Linked DNA regions of Homo sapiens: region 2 is linked to region 1. Evidence: chromatin loops called from intact Hi-C (ENCODE). Cell type or tissue: psoas muscle. All regions are shown on one strand.

Region 1 (8,000 bases):
CCTTATTTTATTAAATTTCGTCTTGTTACTTTGAACCCATCTCTGGAATTGCCAAGATCTTTTGGGATCCCATTTCTGTCATCCATCACATTAGATAACCTTTCCTCCCTTGGTTCATCAGCAAATCTTTAAGTGGGGATTATAAATCTTTTCCAAGATTAGGAAAAGACACTTTGATTTGCTAATAGCCAGTCTCATGACATGTCTCATTTTAGTAACTATATTTGAGTATAAATTGTCCGCAGAAACACCATTCATTACTTTCCTAGTTATTCCTCCTGATTCTAACCATTTGCTATTCAACTTTTACACTTGCCACATACAAACATCTACTCAGAGAGGAGCTGAGGAGCCCCCACACTGTCAAATGTGCCACGGTGCTCCTTGCCTAAGGGGAACAAAGCACTCTGACACCATTCACTCACAGAGCATTTGCCAGGGAAGAATGCTGAGAAGGTTCCAGAAAAATAGAATCCAAAAGCCTTCCGAAGCTGGCTGCAAACGCTCCTCATGATTTCTATGCACAAGCAGTTATCATTTATTACCCAGAGTCTGACTAACTTTGTGGAAACTATAAATAAAAGAATAACACTTTTGTCAAAGCGATAAAACTCTTCCTGCAGAATAGCACAAAGCAAAGGTAGCCCGAGGCCAAGTATTATAACAAGTAGGATCGTGGAGCGTGCGTGGGCTCCACAGCCATTTTTGCAAGCTGTGCCCACCAGCCCTGTAAAGTGTCCTAGGCCCTTCCTTCTGAGGCTGGAACAAGGGAACTGGAGTCGCAGGGGTGGGAAATGTAGCGGAGGCATAACAGAATCCATACCTCTTGAGGGCCTAATAAGTTGCATGTGATTACAATCTAACTTTTCTTTTTCCAAGAGCATTTTAAGACTTTAAACACTTTGTTGACTGCTTGGATGGCTGTGTCTTTCCATGAGGTTTAGGCCCTACTGTAATAGCAACAGCCCACAGGTTGCGATGCCCCAGAGCTGGCCCTCACTGGCAGCCGGCAGCAGCACCCTTGTTCCCCTGGGTATTTCTGAACAGCTCTGACAGTGGAGGGGTCTATGGGAGTGGGGCGAGAGGAATGCGAAGGACACTGGCAAGAGTAGGGGGCCTTGTGAGAGAATATGTGCACCCAAAAAGGTCCAGAGACAGAGGGGCTCCCATCAGAGGCTACAAGCCCCAAATGAGATTTGGACTTGAGAAGCTGGAGAAAGGAATGCAAGATGAGCTGTGAACAGGAGGGAAAAGCAAGAGAAGAATGGGTCCCCACTGGTCAGGACTGGCGAAGCCAGAAGCCTGAGCTCACACCTCCTGGCTCATTGTTGATCTTCAGACAGGTCAGGACATCTGATCTGGGAGTGCTTGAAATTAACTAAATGATGAAAAGAGGGAAAATATTATATCTTGGGTGCTCACTGTGTGCCAGGAACTCACTATGTGTCCAAAACTTGCTCCATGCTTGTAAATAGCAGAGCCAGGAGTTGAACCTGGGTCTTTTAACCTTTGAGGTTAAGACTTTTCATACCACATGGCCTGGAAAGACAGAGCATCACAGGATATACTTATTTACAGTAAAACCAGGAGAGTAGACGGACATTGGCCCAAATCTGGGGCAGCTGTAATGAGAGAAGTCCTGGGCTGGGCCAGGTCACATGACTGCAGTCAGTATTGCTGGGAGACAGTCACAGAGCTGTGATGGTAAAGCTTCTGGAAAGGGATTCCACAAGCTCCTCGAGCCGAGTCGATTAAGAAGAATTACCATTCACTTTACCTTCTGGTCTTCCCTCTACTTCTTTGCGGTAAATTATTTTCTGCTGTGACAAAACAGACATTGGGAGGGAAAGAAAATAATTTTAAGAGTGACAAAGTGATTTTTTTCAGGTATGTTTCCCCTTTTTGCATTGTTCTTAAAATTTGAGTTTTAACCAATTGGAATCTAGAGACTTTAAGCTATTCTCATCTAGAGAGAACTGAAATTACCAGCGAAGAGAAAGAGGCCTGAGCTTCTCCAGCATCTCCTCACAGAGGAAGATTGCAAAGGGCTCAGATATTAAACATGTCAGAGACTGTGGACCTGGTGGCAACTCCAATATAGGCTAGCTTTACAGCTACCATTTCATTACGCTTTCATGAACTTGACACCATTTTGCTGCATTACATGGGACACCAGGATGATTGCACGAATCTGGCAGGGAACACTGAAGTCATACTCTGCTAGTTAAAATAAAAATAACGTGTCCAATATCATAGGAGAATTTGGGTATCATGCTAGATGGGAACTAGCCATCTGGAAGTGAGATCATGTCACTAACAGTGCTGATCACCCTGTGTTTAGGAGTCTGGGCTGTCTCTTCAAGGCCCACATCTAACCACCTGCCAAGGAAGTCAAGCTCTGAATGCTGCATTGGAAGGGAGCTCAGATAAAATACCTCTTTGACCTTTTCTAGCTCTGAGATCTGGCCCTGGCTATTTTAAATTGATGTTCCTCTTGGTTTCCCGGTCCCTACATGAAATGTTAAAGTCTGTGGCTTAACAAGTGGCTTGTAAACAGGACAATGATCTCCCTTGGTTTATAATTACTTCCCCCACTTACAGACTTCTCAGTCAATGTTACTACAAAGCACAGGGCCCCCACTTTAGATCTTTCCTCCAGCCAGCCTTGTTGACTGCTAACCTATACTGGGTTTTTATATTATATTGATCATTATCTGGATTGATGGCTTTCAAAAGCTTTTCATTATCTATACATGAGCTATTAGCTTCCCCAATACTCATTTTTGTAGTTATTTTCAAGACAGATAATAGGTCTCCTAAAAACAAAAAAAGTCTTCTGTCATTTATCCTCTTCCAACAGTTCTTTTCATCTCTAAGGAAATTAAAGTAATGCTAATCATCTGAAAAGTACCTATGATACACTGGGGTTTTGCTTTCATTGCCTGAAAACACATTTTCTCAAACAAATGCCAAAGTGCCTAAAGGGATATCAGTGTCCAGGTAATCATATTTCAGTTGTCTGTGCTGGATATGAGAATGGCTACACAATCCTCCTGGCCTACTCCTTTGGTGCAGGGTGAGGGTCTCCATCTATCTGGGAATAAGATGAGAAAGAAACACTAATCTTACAGATGAGACAAAGCCTTATCTCTAGAAAATAGGCATGTACCTGTGTCTGATGACTTTTTGACAATTTTGGGGTATTTCTGAAATTTTACAAAATAATAACTCTCATATTCCATCAAAATAGTTTCAAGATCAATGTTGTCACAAACTTCAAACCGTCGTAACCCCAGTTTAGTTTCTTGCTCCAAAGCATTTGCTGTATCGATATACCTGGCAGTTTCACAGAATAAAAAGAAGAAATTAACTGAGGTGAAAAGAATAATGGCTAACAGGCATTACAAGTCTAAAGGGATGCAATACAAAAAGTAAGCCTATATATAGCACATTAGATGAAAACTAGTATGTGCATAGGAGGTTTGCCTATAAAGAGCCCCATATTTGTTAAGTATATTTAACTATTATCTTTCAAAGCAGTTGCCTTTGAAAGTTACATACTTATTCTGGTGATGTCACCGTTGTTAAGGATGTTTTTGGAAGTGCTTAAAAGTCAAATAAGTAAATCAACCAAGAAACATCTTGTGATTTGTCTTTACTCATTTGCAGCCTAAAATGGGTATCTGCCCAAACTTGGTTACCTCTTTATTCACAGGTATTCATTTTAGGTAACATTTGGCAAAATGATAAAACCCAAATTCAACCCAAATTTGCCATCATTGAAGTAATTCACATTAACAAGTCTCGAGCACTGAAGGAAATTCCAAAGATCTACCAATCAAGATCATCAAAGAACTTTCATATAAGATAACATCCACTTGGAATGTATTATTTGTTTCTGGTAATTTTTTAATCAGTCACACATTGCACTTCAGAGTGTTTCTGTATAAAAGTAGTACCTTGATCTTTGTTCCTTACTGTCATTTTTAACTTGTTCAGTTGTAAAACTGTCCAATATAAGTGGCCTTAGCACTGGAAGCAAGGGCTGTGTCTCAAAATCCTCTGAAAGAAGAAAGACTCTCCAGGTCTTAAATTTTAGTTCTTAACTTCTTTTAAAACCAACAATTTTCTCCTGAAAAGTGTGCACATGTGCAAATTAGCATACAATTTCAGGAGCTCATCCAAGGACCCCAGATTCAGATTTCTGCTGCAGGTTAGAGTTCTTTCTGTTTCATTTGAATCTAGATCCAGGAAAGTAGAAAGAGAAAACTTTCTTTTTTAGTAGCCCTCCTCTTCTCTCTCTTTCTTTCTTTCTTTCAGACAAGGTCTCCTTATGATGCCCAGGCTGCTTTCAAACTCCTGGCCTCAAGCAATTGATTCCCTTCTTGGCCTCCAAAGTGTTGGGATTACAGGTGTGAGCCACTATGCCTAGCCTGAACTTTCTTAAAAGAAGATGCCATGATTATTTTCAATGACCTTGAAATGTATGTATCTCTCCTAAGCTAATTTTAAAGAAGCTGCAAACCACAGTCAGTTGACTCTAGCCAATCACCTTCTATACTTTTTCATGTCTCACCATGCTTCTATACTATGTCTTAATCCTCATTTTACAGAGAGAAAAACTAAATCAGTTTTTTATTAATAACTTTAGTATGGAGTAATACATATTCACTTAAGAAAAAACTAGAAAATACTGGTAAATCAAAAGAAAATTCTGCCCCTCAGAGAAAATGACTAACATTTCCTCTGTTTTTACAAACTTTTTTTAACCTTTTTTTTTTTTCTTTTTAGAGACAGGGCCTTGTTCTGTCACCTAAGCTGGAGTGGCACAATCTTGGCTCACTGCAGCCTGGAACTCCTGGGCTCAAACAATCCTCCCACCTCAGCCTTTCAAGTAGCTTGGACTACAGGCGTGCACCACCACGCCCAGCTATTTATTTTATTTTATTTTTTGTAGAGATGCGGTCTTGCTGTGCTGCCCAGGCTGGTCCCGAACGTCTGGTCTCAAGTGAGCTGAGCTTGAATGAGGTTTGAATTCGATGTGGTTGGCAGGAGGAGCCGCTAGAGATTCTTAACCAACAGAGCGACAGGACGGGACTTTAGGAGTAGTGTGCAATACTGGGCCATAATAACAAGACACAAGAGAGAGACGCAGAGGCTACTAAAATTACCCAAGCCCGAGAAGATGGATATGGAGGACTATTAATAGAAGAACCAGCATCCATGACCCTCCATTGTCTGCTGTCACCAATTCTCACTCACACATTCAAACTCTGGTCTTCTTGTTTACTTAATTGTTCCACTTAGGCTGTGCCCCTTCTTCCTCTGTGCCTCTGCCAGGAATGGCCTTACATCACATCGGTCTATTCATATTCTATACATCTTTTAAGTCCAGCTCACGTCACCCTCTCTACAAAGCTTTCCCTGATTGTTTATTTTAATCCACAGTAATCTATCCTCTGCTGAATTTGTAGAACTTCGTTAAGGCAGATCTCTTTTATTGACACTCATATGTCCTTAAAAATACCTATAGTTCATTTTCGTTTTGACAGTCCACTCATTTGTCCCTTTCCCAGCAGGTTTCGGAAAATGATCAGTTCTAGTAGAACTTTCATTGATTCACGATACAAAGAGCCATCTCGTGGCAGAAAGGAAAAATGCATGCTTTGTAAGCAGCAAACTACTTGGCCTTAACAACTACATCTGACTTTTATTTTTATCTTTTTGTTTTTACAGTTCTTCTTTCTGATACAATTTCTGGAACAAAAAATACATTGTAATAAAAAATCAGGGATAATTTGTGAAAATGGCATTGTCTTCGTTTCTAATTATTCTACCCATCTACATTCTAGTAAGTTCCTCAATGGCTATGCAAATAACATTTACTGAGATTCTGTTACTATGTTCACAGTGCTGGGACCTGGCATGGTGAGTTTAAGTTTTATAAGAGTCAACTTATCTAGGAAGACAGCATTCTCAAAGTTATCTGTGGAAAACTCGTCTCTAAAGATGGTCTGAGAAAAAAAAAAGAGTTCCTTAGGCCAGGCATGGTGGTTCATGCCAGTAATCTCAGCACTCTGGAAGCCAAGGTGGGTGGATCGCTTGAGCCCAGGAGTCCCAGACCAGCCTGGGCAACAGATAAATCTCATCTCTACCAAAAAACAAAACAAAACAACGAAACAAAAAGTAGCCATGGCGGCACGCACCTGCAGTTGAGCTAATTGGGAGGCTGAGGTGGGAGGATTGCATGAGACCACAAGTTCAAGGCCAGCTATGTCTACATAGCGAGATTCCATCTTTACCAAAAATAAATGAATAAGGAAATAAATAAATAAACAAACAGTGTCGTGGCATACACCTGTAGTTTCAGCTACACAGGAGGTTGAAGTGAGAGGATCACTTGAACCCAGGAATTTGAGGCTGCAGTGAGCCATGATTGGGCAACTGCACTCCAGCCTGGATGATAGGTGAGACCCTGTCTCCAAAACAACAACCACAATAACAAAACCCTGGAAAAGCTTTGGCCAAATTGATTTGCAAAACCTTGAATACTGTGACTTTAGTATGATATTCTCATTGCACATAGTAAATCAGATGGTCTGAGAAGTCCTGAAATGAGGGACCTAGTTTAATTTAACCCAATATCTGCCAAGCTTACCTGACCACAAAACTCTTTAACACCTATTAATATTCTGTATAACTACTGCTCCAAGTGCTGCACACACTCAGAAAAGCACCTTGAGGTATTTTAACTCAGGGTTCTTTGGATAGAGCTGAGATTCCATCAAAAGATGATGTAAAATGGGCCAAGCCCACATTCCAGTTTCTTTAAGTCCTTTGCTGAACCAAGTTGGGTATTAAGAGAATAAAACCCAAATCCTATCAATAATAGAAGTATAAGTGTAATTGTCAGGCATGATTCTAAGCATGTTACATATTTAATCCTCGTAATAATGGCATCTACCTGATACTTAGCTATACCCCATTACTCCATTCTACAGACAAGGGAACTGAAGCATAAAGAGAATAAGTAACTTGTCCAAGATCACAGATTAGCAAAGGGAAGAGCAGACATTTGAAAGAAAATAGTCTGGGCTGGGCGCGGTGGCTCACGCCTGTAATCCCAGCACTTTGGGAGGCCGAGGCGGGTGGATCACGAGGGCAGGAGATCGAGACCACGGTGAAACCCCGTCTCTACTAAAAATACAAAACAATTAGCCGGGCTTGGTGGCGGGTGCCTGTAGTCCCAGCTACTCGGGAGGCTGAGGCAGGAGAATGGCCTGAACCCAGGAGGCGGAGCTTGCAGTGAGCCGAGATCGCGCCATTGCACTCCAGGCTGGGCGAGAGAGTGAGACTCCGTCTCAAAAAAAAAAAAAAAAAAAAAAAAGAGTCTGGCTTCTAAGTTTATACGCATATCCTGGAAGCCGTCCCTATGACAACAAGCCCCACAGCCCTGTCATAGATTGAACACTTAGCACTTTCTCATATGCTACCCTTGGGGTTACTTTACTTAAGTGCCTGGTGAATAGAGCAGAGCAGCCCACTACCCACATGCAGACTGTCTGGCTTGTCAATTTCAGGAATGCTCTTATAGCCCAGATGGAGAAACAGAGGCACAGAAAGACCAAAGTCAGCCCTGCCCTGCTCCGGGGCTCAATTCCACCCCACTGCTATGTGGAGATACAGAGTTTGAGCCTAAGCTGAGAAGTGACTGATGGCCTGCCTGTCTGCTAACCATGGGACGGGGGCACTCATTTCCTTCTAGGGGGCAATAGGTTTATTGAAAGCAGTGGTTGCTGGCATGGGTAAGAGAAACAATGGGAACTCTCAGTTCGTTGTCAACTGCCTCCTGCCCTCCTCACCTTTTTCCTTTGTACCTCTCCAGGACGAGGGTCACTGGAGTCTCAAAACCGACTTTTAGTTCCAGTAGCTCCCTTATTTAATGGAGGAAAAGATGCTTATCAGACTTTTTGGGAAAATATCAAAAATTGATTGGTTTT
Region 2 (8,000 bases), 150 kb before region 1:
GATATATAACCTAGGGTAGCAGACAAAATGTCTTCTCCTAAGGAGGGTATACTAAATATTACTTTAAATGTTTTAAAATTATCTGATTATATTAGGTTCAGCTTGTCATTCTATGCTTTTGTCTTATCCCAGGTGCACAGAACTACTTACTCTTGTTCTCTTGTAAGATACAGCCTGCCATGGAGCACTTCTGACCCGTGTTAAAGACTGCAGATCGAAAGGGCTTGGGAATTAAATACAAAATCAGGTTCAGGAGAACCTAAGGACAAGTGACCTCAAAACAGCATGGACAACCATGTAAAATAGACTGTAGCAGCCATTCATTAGTGGGGGGAGGGGGGAGCCAACCAGAGCAGTCAATGCTTGTTGCATCTTTTGGTGGAACCAAAGTTCGAGTCTTTGTGTTTTTAAAGGATAGCTGAACCCAGAGCATGGGAAGTGCTGTTAGCCAGTTGGGATGGGAAATCAGCGGATGGTCCCAGGCAGTCTCAGTCCTGCACACATGGAGAAAGCAACTCTACAAAACTGTCTTCTCTTTTTGAAGAAGTGATTCTTGGTGGAAGAAAACACAAGACCCATCCTAGGAGTGGGGATAGCGTTTCAATGGATGGGAAGGCACCAGCCGTACAAACCTGCTTTTCATAGCAAACTGGACAGACTTACATGTGGCCCCTTCCTCTCTGTACTTTGCCTGCTGTATGAATGAGGATTGTATTCCTTTGGAAATATTTTACAGTTTAATATTGAGTGTAATTAAGAATATAATCATGTTATCAAAAATGGCATTTAACTCTGTTGTAGTTTCTTTAACATTCATGTGGATAAAAAAGTCTATAATAAAAAAACTATGAAGTAATGGTTGTGTTCATGTAGTTAAATGCACATTTGCTTGAGGACAACTAAGAGAAATTCATACTTTTAAAATTTTTTTGGTATAAAAATATTTGAATAAATTATTTTTGAAAACAGAATTCCTTCAAAAATGATTATTAAAGGCTAGCCCAGCGTTTGGTCATTGTCAGCATCTGGACAACTCCTCCATTGTTTTAGGATCTTTGTATAGGTAAAGGAATGTTCTAAATTCCTGCTAGGTCTTCCAGTAGTGTTGCTGATAGAGCCCATCGTAGGCCTTCCTACTTACTGTGATGTTAAATCCAAGTCCACAAGATCATATTATGCCCCAAATTCTGCTTTTCAGATGAGAGAGTTAAATAGTGAACACTTTGCAGCCAAGATTTCTAAGGTAATGTGGGTTGCACAGAAGTCCACCATGGATGACCTCCCAACCTGAGGTTGCCAAAGCCCATCCTAACTGAAAAAACATCTCACCATTGGCATCCCTCAACAGATTTCAAAACAGCCTTCAGATGCATCGCCATGAGATTTAATACTTTTTCCCCACCAGCTTTATTACCATGAACTATCCCAAAAAGCTTCACAACTTACCCTTGAGATAAATGCTCTTATCTTGGCTGTGACAATAAAAAACCAAAGGAGGGATACTCATTTGTGATCTTCCTAGCCTATGAAGGATGAGAAGCTGCATTCGAGAAGGAATGTAAACCAAGTCCCAGAGTCTGGAAACAGGTTCTCAGTGACCACTAGCAGAAACTAATATGAAGATGCTGTGACAAAAAATGTTCTCTTTGAGCTGTTCTTCCAGGAGGGGCCTGGGTGCAGGTATGAGTCTCACACAGTCCTTTGGACATGATACATGTTTCTAAAACTGGTAATTGTACCTAGGTGTGTAATTTGAGCAGTCAGGTAAGTGGAGAATTTTCTCCGATATAAGCATGAAATTTCACAAAGGGATGGAAGCCCTGTGGCTCTTAGCTTTGTACTTTAAGCCAAGGATATCAGAGGTGGCAGAAAATCATCTGGGAGGTCACAAACCTGGCTTCATGACTAGCCACCAGGGGACAGCAGAGGTCATTTTCTATAGAATCCAATGCAAACTCTAGGACCAGATAGCTTCTCAGAGCAAGAGCAGCTTGGCCCAGGAGTTTGGAGGGAGAATAACAGATTTACAGATAAATTTAAGGTCTTTGTCCTGCAGCTGCATCAACTGGCAGTGTAAACCGGCCTGAAATGTCATTCTTTCCTTTCCAATTGCAACTTTAAATATCTATGAGTTATTAGTGGTAAAATATCAGCAAATGATCTTGTAGCAAAAGAGAGATAACCCAATAACTTGACCAGTATGTCTGCAGCACTCTGGACATATTAACCATGGCATAACTCTGCATTGAGTTCATGGCCAAGTTCAGTACAGAAAACCATTTGCCTCTGCTGCTAAGAATGTTAAAACTATCGCTTCTCGGCCTTTTGGCTAAGATCAAGTGAAGAATGTTAAAACTGCATTGGTGCCTTCCAGTTCTCCACCTAAATTCCAGATTCCAAAGAAGCCCAGCTATACATGTCTCTGAGTGCCAGGGGACTCCTGTTGACCTTACTCCCATGCCTTAGAGTCTCCATTCATTACAAGCACTAGAGCCTAACAATCCTCCGAGTAACCATAAAGCTACACGCCAAAAACCCAAAGCTTCAGAGAAAAAGAGTCAAGGAAATCACATATGTGATGTGGAAACATGTCATTTACCCCATGTGTTTTCTCATTAAGAAGAGTGAACATCTTTTTCCTGTTCTAGTAATGTTTATTGCTTTTAAGTTGGAGCAAAAGAATTCTTCCCTAAAACTGGATATAATTGTGTTATCTGAGCTGCCTTGTGGAAACAGACAGGACATCCATCTCAAGTGCTGCATGGGGCTAAAAATAAAGCTACTCCTCAGAAAGACATGTAAAAATTCTTGGTGTACAAAATGACAGCAGAAAAAAAATGCTGTGCTCTTTTCTTTGTTTTATCATGTCAAAATTCCAAGGTCAATCCAAATACTAGCTAATAAAGCATGCAGGCAATGCAAATACAATTCTCTATTTTAATTCCAAATTAAATTATAAAATCAGAAAAAGCATCAGCAAATCAAAGCAAAAATCCAGGCCCGAACAATAAAGTATTTCCTGTTGGGGCAGACCAGACATTTCAGACTGATGCTTTCCATCCTCAGAATGCCTGAGTAATTGCTTGTCTGTTTGCCACAGGCAAGGAGAGAGGGACATCACATCCCAATTTCCTTAGATTGAACAATGAGTGTGGCCTCTGCTCTGTGGGAAATAGAGAGAACTCTCTCCTAGCTACAGGGGATATGATCAAACTGATAGGAGCTCTTTCATTTAAGAGTTAAGAGTTAAGACGGTGTTGGGGTGGTCAGCAGTGAGAGAGGTTAGAGAAAAGGAACACTGTCTGAGTGGTAAGGATGTGTAACCACTGTCATTTAACTCCCAGCACTCTCCATGCTACGGGCAGAGGGCCTTTGTCTCTCTCTACAGAGTTGAGCACACAAAGTCTGACCATCTTACAAGATTCCTTATAGGCAACCCAAACCATGTTTGTAATAACAGACTCTTGTGGGGGAGATGTGTACTGTAAACTTTAGGAGGACAGAAGATGTTTGTTTCAGCTCACTACCCTCTCCCTAGTGCTTAGCATAGTCCCTGGCAGGTAGCAGCAGCACAAAACAGTTTTGTTAAATGAGTGATTCTATCTCCTTTATTTTATTTGAGCCAATCACAGAAGCAAATCAGTTCACTGTTATCGATTTAAGCTCTCTCAAAGGTTGACTTCTCATCTGATTTCAAATGATCATAATGTGGCAAATGCTAGTTGCCATCCTGTAATACTCATTCTCAGGTGGTAATACACCTAATTGAAAGATTACCTTCTCCAGGTTTACTTGCAGTTAGACATGGCCATGTGACTATATCCTGGCCAATGGGATGCAGGTAGAAACATGTGGAACTTTCAGAAAGGTAGCTTCAAAAGAGCTTTGACTTAAATATTTATTTTTTTCCTTTCCTTTTCTCTCTTTTCTGATGTCTGTAAGATGGATGGAGGCCCAGCAGCCATCTCAGGCCATGAGGTGATTTTGAAGATGAAAACCATATACTGTTAATACTATGGCATAAAAAAAATAATAAAAGCCAGGGTCCTTGGCAACTACTGAACCACCACTCCAACTCCAGACTGCCCATTTCCAAATTTATTTTATGTTGGAAGAAAATGAGGTTCTATCTTATTTAACCACATTACTTTAGATTTTCTATTAACTCTGATTATAAAACCTTTTGCTCTATTTGAGGGCCCCCATCAGCCAACAATTGCATGATTTCTTATTTATGTGACAACTTTCCAATGCATATTTATGCTGTTTATTTCATTTTATGAGCTCATTGGCCCTTTGATTTAGCTAAGGGTATTTGATATGGAGGCTAACTAGTTGCAGAGTCAACCCTAAATCCAGTTCTTCTTACTGCCATGGCAAGCTATTCTTGTCTATTTCTTGACCTCACCATCACACTAAGCCAACTGTGTAACATCTCTGATATCTCCCATTGCAGTATACGCAGGTGAAGATACGGAAAGGGGATGAACCTGAACTTGGCTGGCTTTCCAGGGTAGGATAGGAGACGGACTAGAAAAGTAAACTGTCCAAAAGGCCTCATAGGTTCTCATATGACACAAAGAAAGATGTGAGCAGGTATGTAGCCAGACCCCAACATGGGAATAGATCTCAGCAGCACAGGCAAGTTCAAAAGTAGGAGGTTGTCAATCACCATCATCCATGATACAGGGCCCTGCCACTCACATTTCACTTACGGGCAGGTTCTGTCCTTGGGGAAACACACCATTGAGAATAAATAGGTGGCAAGAAGCAAACCGAGTCCTAGACTCAAAGACATGATGGGCAGACAGCTCTTTGGCTCAGGAGCCCATGTGGGCATTGGCTCTCCCACTCAGAGGGGCAGCAAGGTAAGCTTGGGAACCCAGGAGAGGGCTCTGGGACTTCCAGATTTGAGCCTGTAACTACCACACAGGACTGGGAGGAAAAAAAGCAAAGTCTTTCTAAACGTAGCATGACTCCAGTCTTGATTTGGGACCTGAAGCAGTGTTGGAGCTTTAGGAAGAGGGATGAGAAGGGGGCTGGTTTTGAGCTAAGAAAGGTGCTGAAAAACACTGAGAGCTGACAAGACTTCTCTGCAGATGGCCACTTATTTCCATACCAAGATGAATATACATATAATTTAGAAAAAATAAAGTTACCTAAAGTAAACAATCATTCAGAAAAGCCATGACTCTGTGCTGAATTAAGAACTTCTCTAAAAGCATTGTTAACACCTGGAGTTTTCAAATAATAAAATTCATTCTTCACATCCAACTTTTACATCATCTCACTATTAAGGACAGTGGCTTCCTGGATGATTGTTAATGACAGTTTTCTTTACTATATTTTAGACCATTTAGCAAAGTTTATTGATTTATACTTCCTTGTAATTAGTTACAGTGATTGAAATAGCTTTTATGGCCCTCTAGGGATTGACTTTTTAAAGAATCAACATTTCCCCCAAATTGTGTGTTTTAAAACACGGTTAAATACTGTTTGAATTCAGTACTAAACTATCATTGGTGAAACTGTAATTTTATGTGTAGTTGCTTTTTCATCCCTCTGCTTATATGGCACTATCATCCAATTACTTGGCAGCCAATAATAATACCAGCAGCCAACTTTCATTGAGTGATTACAGTAAGATGAACATTGTGCTAAGTTTATGCACAATGCTTAATGCATTATTTCATTTAATCCTCTCAACAACCCTATGAAGTAGGGACTATTTAATTGAAATTTAAAGGAGTTAAGCTACTCAGCTGATTAAGTAGAAAAGTAGGAGTTTGAAACTAGGGCGATTGTGACTTCAAAAATCTCTGCTTTTAACCATTACATTGCTCCCTACACAGGTGAGTTGGCAGTGCCCAGACTTTCACAATCTGAAGGGTGCTGGAAGACCCCTCTTAAACAAAAATATCTCCCCTCGCTAATCTCACTTGAAGCTGAAATTTCACAACTAGCATGATTTCTTTGACTAAGTATTATATGTTTCTAGTAAGATAAACACTCCAAGACAGTGCTATTCAAAGTGTCTTCTGTCAAAGAGCTAACACTATAAAGCTCTTAGAAGAAAATATAAAAGTAGATCTTCATAACCTTGGGTCAAACAATGTTTTCACGCATACAAGACCAAAAACACTAGTGACAAAAGAAAAAATAAATTTGACTTCCTTAAAGTTACAAACTTTTGTGCTACAAATGATAACATCAAGAAGGTAAAAGAAGACCAGCTCACAGTAAAGGGAAATGTTTGCAGATAATATATCTGATAAGGGACTTGCTTTCAGAACACATAAAGAGCACTTACAACATGATAATAAAAAGACAAATAACCAAATTTTAAAAATGAACAGAAGACTTGAATAGATATTTCCCCAAAGAAGTTATATGAACACTGAATACATGAAAAGATGTTCAACACTATGAGTTATCAGGCAAATGCAAATCAAAACCACAATGAAATACCATTTCACATCCACTAGAATGGCCAATATCAAAAAACAAAAACAAGTATTGGTGAAGATGTAGGAAAATTGGAACTATTATACATTGCTAGTGAGAATGCAAACTGGTGTGCAGCCACTCCATAAGCAGTTTGACGGTTCCTCAGAAAAGTAAACAGAATTACCATATTACCCAGCAACTCCCCTCCTGGGTATATACACAAAAGTTTTGAAAACAAGTACTCAAATACTTGCATAAAAATATTCACAGCAGCACTATTTGCAATAGTCACAAGGTGAAAACAACCCAAATGTGGTTTATCCATAAAATGGAATATTACTCAATCATGAAAAGAAATGAAGTATTGACACATGCTACAACATGAATGAAACTTAAAAATATATCCTAAGTGAAAGAAGTCAGACATAAAACGTCACATATTGCATGATTCTATTTTTATGTAATATTTATAATAGGTAAATCCATAGAGACAGAAAGCAAACTGGTGGTTTCCAGTGTCTGTTTAGGGATAAGGAGACAATTGAGAGAGCTTGCTTAATGGGTACAGAGTTTTCTTTTGGAGTGATTAAAATGTTTTGGAGCTAGACAGAGGTGGTAGTTTTACAATATTGTGAGTATATTAAATGCCACTGACTAGTACACCTTAGAATGGTTCCACATAAATTTTATGATTGCTTTTTCTATTTCTTTGAAGAATGTCATTGGTATTTTGACAGAGATTGCATTGAGTCTGTAAATTGCTTTGGGTAGTATTGATATTTTAACAATTTTAATTCTTCTAATCCATGAATGTAGAATATCTTTCCATTTCCTGGGGTCCGCTTCAATTTCTTTCATCAGTGTGTTATAGTTTTCCTTCTATAGATCTTTCATTTCTTTGATTAAATTAATTCCTAGGTATTTTATATATTTTGTAGCTATTGTACATGAGATTGCTCTCTTGATTTTTTTCAGATTGTTTGCTATTGATGTGTATAAATGCTACTGATTTTTGTATATTGATTTTGTATCCTGCAATCTTAGTGAATTTGTTATTCAGTTCTAAGTTTTTTTGGTAGAGTCTTTAGATTTTTCTAAATAAAAGATTATGTCATCTGTGAACAAGGTTAATTTGATTTCTTTCTTTCCAATTTGAATGTCCTTTATTTTTTTCTCTTGCCTAATTTCTTTGGCCATAACTTCCAGTATTACGTTGAATTAAAGTGATGAATCTGGACATACTTGTCTTGTTCCAGATTTTAAAGGAAAGGCTTTCAATTTGTCCCCGTTAATGTTAGCTGTGGTTTGTCATATGCGGCCTTCATTATCTTGAGATATGTTTCTTCCTTTCTTTCTTTCTTTTTTCTTTTTTTTTTTTTAGGCAGGGTGTTACTCCCATTGCCCAAGCTGGAGTGCAGTGGTGCAATCTCAGCTCACTGCAGCCTTAACTTCCCAGGCTCAAGTGATTCTCCCACCTCAGTCTCCCAAGTAGCTGGGACTACAGGCACGCACCACCATGCCCAGCTAACTTTTTGTATTTCTAGTAGAAATGA

The links. Peaks named below come from ENCODE experiments on the same cell type or tissue, not always from the same donor. Only the 100,000 strongest peaks of a DNase experiment are listed, where the experiment ranks them.
Region 2: it touches region 1 in a loop (7-fold over the local background); 36 of 110 quality-filtered maps call a loop at or near these places.

The regions. Positions count from the first base shown.
Region 1 is chr18:47,048,216-47,056,215 of GRCh38, reverse strand. It overlaps KATNAL2 (katanin catalytic subunit A1 like 2), which reads right to left. Exons shown (of 18, transcript NM_001387690.1): 5 at 3,170-3,336; 6 at 1,778-1,820. Among named protein-coding and RNA genes, the nearest start is that of ELOA2, 17 kb to the right of the region's middle. In psoas muscle, a CTCF peak has its summit at 5,632 (motif pointing left); no DNase peak of the experiment used is centred here; H3K4me3 peaks cover 318 bases; H3K27ac peaks cover 700 bases.
Region 2 is chr18:47,199,025-47,207,024 of GRCh38, reverse strand. It overlaps SKOR2 (SKI family transcriptional corepressor 2), which reads left to right. Exons shown (of 9, transcript NM_001278063.4): 9 at 133-856. Among named protein-coding and RNA genes, the nearest start is that of IER3IP1, 27 kb to the right of the region's middle. In psoas muscle, a CTCF peak has its summit at 1,918 (motif pointing right); no DNase peak of the experiment used is centred here.